2 separate regions of the Homo sapiens genome follow, and region 1 is linked to region 2. The links are chromatin contacts, found by Hi-C or POLR2A ChIA-PET in ENCODE. All regions are on one chromosome and are shown on one strand. The core of a region is the stretch at or near the end of the contact, and the rest is flanking DNA. Distances in the headings are between cores, read along the strand shown.

Region 1 (2,857 bases), core at 294-2,793, 190 kb after region 2:
TGTCTGTTGAGTTCACTTCTCTCTAAAATCTCATTTTACACCACGACCCAGTACAAACCACTCAGAAAAATGTTTCATTAAAAGTTCGGCATACTACATGCATGCACTCTAATATTTTCATGTAGTCTATTATTTCTCTAAAAACTAAAATGCTGATCATGACCCACAGAATTGATTTCACAACCCACATTAGTTGTGAATTACAACTTGCTAAGGAGTCAGAACCAACATGTAGAAACCCTCTGTTCTTAGCAAGCACATTCTGGTTACACTGTGGGGGACTAGCACCAAGTCCAGGAGACAGAGGCTGGCCCAGACTAAGTGTGGCAATGAGATGCAGAGACACTTAGGATGAATTGGTTCCCAATCCATTACCTCAATGGAGTGGGAGCATGATGGTTCAAGTAGCAGGCTTTGGAGCAGAAAACCCACCTCAACCATCCTCCAACCGTAAAGGGTGATGATGATTCATGAAACAGTCCAGGAGGAGGAGGGACTTCAGGTTTTGTTTGATTCATTTCAGTGGCCCAACAGTGGCATCAAGGACCTTGGCTCTCCCATCTCCTCTGCTTTCACCCAAGGCTGGCTTCCCCTTATGGCCATGAGAGAACAGAGGAGCCTTCCAAAGTGCTCTCTCCTTCATGGGTTATTAGACACCAAGCTCATTCCCAGAGCAGTCACGGGAGTGTGGCCTTCACTTTTGGCCAGAGACAGAGCCAACTCCTAGAAAGCGGAGGGAGACAGTGTCCCAACCTAATCAATGGCTCCCATGAACGCCAGGGAAAAAAAGGGAATTCCACTCCTCCATCCTAGGAAAGTTGGAGTCCTTCCTTAGGGTGGAGGAAGTGGGAAACAGATGCTGATAAGACCTCCACGGAGGTGATGTCTGGAGCTGCAACCAGGGAAGACCTGGCTGCAGACATATTTGAGTCTTTAGCTCAAGAGTGAACCCCAGGCTGCAATAAAGATCTGACAGTTACCAATGCTAGAAGGCTGATGGACAAAGCAATGACGATAACCCAGAGAGAGACTGTATGCAACTGAAACTTCAATTGCTAAATGTCTGTAGGGCTGTTGAGACAGTTGCTTTTCAGTGTATCCATTGCCTGAAAATTACCAGATGTCAGAAAAATTGAAGGAGTCTTAAATGGCAATTTCATGGACATTAAGTGATATTAAATTTTTTAAAGTTACAATGCTGACCCCAATAAATTACTTAGAAACAGCAAAAGGAATAGTGTGGTCTATGAAGAAGTGATGAAAATAGAAATTAGTTTTATTTTATGAGCCATGTGTTATAATACATAGAAAAAAATGCACCAATTACAAAGCGGGCCACAAAAAGGAATAAACGTAAAGCCGACAACGCAGTCACTAGGGAAAGGGTGAAGACACGGGAACCACGCAGCCCGCCGTCCACGTGCACCGGGTAGCCACGGGGCCCTAGCCGAACGACGCGGACGCGAAGTGGGCGGGCCCGGCCAAGCCACGCCTCCGCGCCAGACGCCGCAGTAGAGCGGGCAGGGCGCTGCGCCCAAGAGCCACAGACGCAAGCCCAGTGCCACAGGCCGCGGGGGCGGGGAGGACGGCGCCCGGGGACAGAGAACATGGGACGCAGAGCGGTCCAAGGCCCCGGCGCCCTGGTGAGGCCCAAACCTCCCGCCATGCCCCGGCCCCAACGAGACCCAAGCCCCCTGTCCCGGCCCAGCGCCCGCGGGGGACCCAAGCCCCAGCCTGGTCCACCTCGGAGGCCTCTAGGACCCGGGGGCGCCCGGCGGCCCGCCCGGCTCCCACAAATAGACTCCTGGGCGGGCGCCTGAGCCCCCAAAATAGATCCTCAGGGCCCAAAAGCAGACTCTTCGGCGGGCGCCATGGGACCGGCAGAAGCTGGGCGCCGCGGGGCCGCCTCGCCCGTACCTCCACCGTTGGTGCGCGTCGCGCCCTCACTCTTCCTCGGGAGCGCGCGAGCCGCGGGCGCGGAGGAGCAGCTGGCGCGCGCGGGAGTCACGCTGTGCGTCAACGTCTCCCGCCAGCAGCCCGGCCCGCGCGCGCCCGGCGTGGCAGAGCTGCGCGTGCCCGTGTTCGACGACCCGGCTGAGGACCTGCTGGCGCACCTGGAGCCCACGTGCGCCGCCATGGAGGCCGCGGTGCGCGCCGGCGGCGCCTGCCTAGTCTACTGCAAGAACGGCCGCAGCCGCTCGGCCGCCGTCTGCACCGCGTACCTCATGCGGCACCGCGGCCTCAGCCTGGCGAAGGCCTTCCAGGTGGGCGGGCCTTTAGGGGGGCGGTGTTTCGAGAGGGGCGTGTCTTCCGGGGACGAGTTTTCCGGGCGGGGCCGGCTTCGGGATTGGGACAGGCACTTCCGGGAGGGGCGGGTCTCTCTCGTGAGGGCGGGCTTAGGGAAGCAGAGAGGCACTTCCGGGTTGGGCGGGGCCCACTCTTACAGCTGGGCCCGCCTTGGCCCCTGCTGGCCATTAGCGCGACTTGGGGTTATTCAGTACACTTCTTGTTTGCAGATGGTGAAGAGCGCTCGCCCGGTAGCAGAACCGAACCCGGGCTTCTGGTCTCAGCTCCAGAAGTATGAGGAGGCCCTCCAGGCCCAGTCCTGCCTGCAGGGAGAGCCCCCAGCCTTAGGGTTGGGCCCTGAGGCTTGAAGCTTGAAGGCCTGCTGCCTGGAGGAAGGATGTCCCTGCACTGATACAGAAGGCTGGTCTTTACCCTTCTTCCTCACTGTCATATCGAGTTTTCCTTTGTGTGTGTGTGTGTGAAACATAGTGCTTTTAATTTTATATTTCCGGCTGAGGTGATGCACAAATTATCTTACAGACACAAAAAGAAATACATTTGGTAAAACATC
Region 2 (3,157 bases), core at 217-2,716:
CGAGAGGACAGGCCTGTTTCCCCTGCAGCGAGCATTCTCTGTCCCCCACTGCATTGCACAACAGGCTGGGCACAGGCAACCCTGGCTGCTCTCTGGCTCCGTGCCTGGCAAGGCCCATCACCTTGTGCCCAGGGTCAGGCCACTCCACGGGCAGAGTCTGAGCTGCTCTCAGCATTGTCTTGGGGCCAACTCCTGGTGTCAGGTGTCTCCCGGACCTAGGCTGGAACGTGGGGCCACTCAGGCGTCTCTGACAGGTAGGATCCAGGCACAGGTGGCTCACGATTGATCGACCGTGTGGGGGTTAAATGTCTCCCTAATAAGCCCTCCCACACCTCCTTTCCAGCAGCTGCTAAATGCCCTCAGGGCACCTCATCTGCACAAATTAAAGTCTCCTGACCCTTGTCTGTGCAACCAAACTTCCTGAAGGCAGCTTCTGTCTCGTGTCTGCTCAGAACACCACAGCGGGTCCCACCGCCGTGATGCTAAGAGTCATCTGACCTGTCCCCACCTGCCCTTCCTGCTTCACCTGCCCCACCCACGCTTGCATCCCCCATTCACCTGGTCCTGAAGCTGGGAACCCACCTCCCTACACTCAGCCCAACAAAGAGCAGCCATCCCCAAGCCCTGAGTGACTATGGCCCCCCCACCCGCCCCCCCACCCACATCTGGTTCTGCAGAGAGCTGCATGCCTCCAGGTCAGGGCTGCCTGCTCCAAGGTCACCGGTACCCAGTCCAAGGTCGGGGGCATCCTATCTAAGGTCGGGGGACCACATGCCTGCAGGTCAGGGCTGCCTGCACCAAGGTCAGGGCTGCCTGTTTGAAGTTGGAACCAGACCTGATTTACCAACACTGTGCCCAGTCAGGGCCTGGACACAGCAGGTTTTAATATCTGTCCAAGGAATGAAGGCAGAAGTAAAGGAAGCCTTCTCCATTCTTTCAGCAGCCTTGGACGTACACTGGGCAGGGCGAGGGACACTGGGCATGCTTTTCTGAGCAGCAAGGACTGGAGTCCCCGACCAACAACCTCAGGGACCAGCCTCAGGGCATGGGAGGACTTGAGGGAGGAGGACCCTGGGAAAACCTTCCAGAGCCCTCTCTGCCAGAGAGAGGTGTGCCTTGCCCAAGATCACTTATCCTGGAGGGACACGAGCTGACACAGACACGGCCCAGGACAACCCTGGCAGCCTCTCGCCTCCTGGACTCCCTGAGTCTCCAGCTTTGCCGTGATGCCAGGGTCCCGGTCCAAGGCCAGCCTCCTCTCAGCCAGGCAGCCCACCCCAGCCCAGCCAGGACCAGCTGTGTCTGGGGGAGGAGGGTGGCCCTGCGGTGGGGGCTGTGGGGAAGGGGCAGATGTATGACAAGAGGGGCATTGTCCACACTCCTGACCAGACTTCCAGGAGCTCCAGGGGCGGGAGCAGCAAGGCAGGCTCTGAGCTGCAGGATCCAAAAATAGCCTGGGGTGCGGCCAGTGGCCAGGGTTGGGCAGCTGACTTCACGCCACAAGCATCCCGGGAAGGCTCAGCTGTCTGTGGCCGCACCTGCTGGGCCTCTACCCGGAATGCTGCCCTCAGCGGGATGGGCCTGTAACGGGCCCCTGGGCCACCCACATGCAGAAAGCCCAGCTCCTCCTGAGGCCCCAGAAGCACCCTCGGGTGCCTGGAGGCTGCTGTGTTTCTCGCCCTGACTTGTCCATGGACCCTGGGACAGCCACGGCCCTCACCAGGCCTGGGCCACTTTGCAAGCTGTGGGGGGTGCTGTCTCCCCATTGAGAGTCCCTGGAGATTTGCCCCACGGGTTGGGGAATGACAGCATGACCCCCACCTACACAAGGCAGAGACCCTTGTTCTCCTGGAGTCAGTGGCCCTGTGGGCCCCAACGCTGGGCTCGGGAGAGATTCGCCACATCCAATTGAAAAATGAAGTGGGTGAGCCAGGCACAGTGGCTCATGCCTATAATCCCAGCACTTTGAGAGGCCGAGGCGGGCAGGTCACTTGTGGTCAGAAGTTTGAGACCAGCCTGGCCAACACGGTGAAACCCCTTCTCTGCCAAAAACACAAAAATCAGCCGGGCGTGGTGGTGTGTGCCTGTAATCCCAGCTACTCAGGAGGCTGAGGCAGGAGAAGAGATTGAACCCGGGAGGCAGAGGTTGCCGAGATCGCACCACTGCACTCCAGCCTGGGCGACAGAGTGAGAGCCTGTCTCAAAAAAAGAAAAATGAAGTGGGTGACAACGTTTCATTTCATTCCTGATGCAATTCACGTTTCCTCCGCAAAGGCTTCAGGGCCACGTGGACCATCCACAGGACCCTGGGTATTCCCTGCAGCCCCCAAGCCCCGCCATGGCTGACAGAGGGTGAGGGGCTTGCCCTGGAAGGGTTGGAGCTGGGGACAAGCATCTTCTGGGACCCGGCATCAGAAACAGCTCTTAAGGGACAGACAGTAAATTCCTGCAGCTCAGCCAAATGCTGTGGGGGACATGACCAGAGGAAGGCGGTTCCACACCAGGGAGGGCCTCTGGGAGGCCATGGCCTTTCCAGGGACGAGAAGCAGGCAAGGAAGCCTTGTGTACCAGGGGAGGTGCTCCCGACAGGCTAGCAGCAGAGGCAAAGGCCCAGGGCAGCAGCGGTCAGCTTGGGGTCCGAGGACAGCTAGGACATTGGTGTGGCTGCCGCTGAGGGAACCAGACAGAGGATGGCCACACGTGGGGACCCTGAATCTTATTCTGATGTCAAGCCGGTCAGGGTGTGAGCAGAGACAGGCGCTCCCTTCCCTTGCTTGGGATCCAGCCTTCCCCTGGAAGGGGCCCTGCAGGCTGCCGAGGGGCAGGGAGGAGGCAGAGGCAGATACAGAGGCTGACGCAGAGGCATAGCACTGCTGGCCTTGAGTGGCGGGTGCCCCGGGGCTCTGGGATCCATCCTGTTGGGGATACAATGAAGCCACAGCAGGCCAATGAGTTGAAGGACAGGAGTCAGGAGAGCAGTGAGGGCGAGGTGGGCTCGGGTGTGGCGGGCCCTGGACAGCTGGCCACTGTTTCTGGGACTTTGGATGGTGGCGTGGAGCCTGGCATTTTGTCCTGATGATGCCCGCCGTGCCTGGGGCTGGCCGAGTCTTCCCCGCTGGCCTGGGCCCCCAAGCTAGGGCTGCCCTCTCTGCCAGTC

The links. Hi-C counts contacts between places; a loop is a spot of excess contacts on that map. ChIA-PET counts read pairs that join two places held with the same protein, here RNA polymerase II (POLR2A). Pooled maps may share reads with other maps.
Region 1: a loop to region 2 is called in a map of ascending aorta, with 1.9 times the contacts of the local background. The contact joins the promoter of DUSP28 here to the enhancer-like site in region 2. A Hi-C loop is called at or near these places in 1 of 168 maps with a recorded cell type or tissue (ascending aorta) and 8 of 50 pooled maps. POLR2A ChIA-PET finds 5 or more read pairs at or near these places in 2 of 52 experiments (PC-9 and activated naive CD4-positive, alpha-beta T cell).

The regions. Positions count from the first base shown.
Region 1 is chr2:240,558,814-240,561,670 of GRCh38, forward strand. DUSP28 (dual specificity phosphatase 28) reads left to right here and starts at 1,544. Exons shown (of 2, transcript NM_001370465.2): 1 at 1,544-2,264; 2 at 2,517-2,857. The coding sequence starts at 1,872. The coding sequence ends at 2,654. It also overlaps a transcript of ANKMY1 not described here. RefSeq lists silencers at 1,393-1,802, 1,983-2,032 and enhancers at 2,129-2,270, 2,303-2,372, 2,403-2,762.
Region 2 is chr2:240,368,790-240,371,946 of GRCh38, forward strand. No RefSeq gene overlaps it. Among named protein-coding and RNA genes, the nearest start is that of GPC1, 65 kb to the right of the region's middle. RefSeq lists enhancers at 1-3,157, 841-1,730. Within about 2 kb of position 1,467, at least 25 of the 41 ENCODE cell types and tissues checked have a DNase peak (open chromatin) inside an H3K27ac peak, as active enhancers do; they include PC-9 and ascending aorta, where a contact is called at or near this core.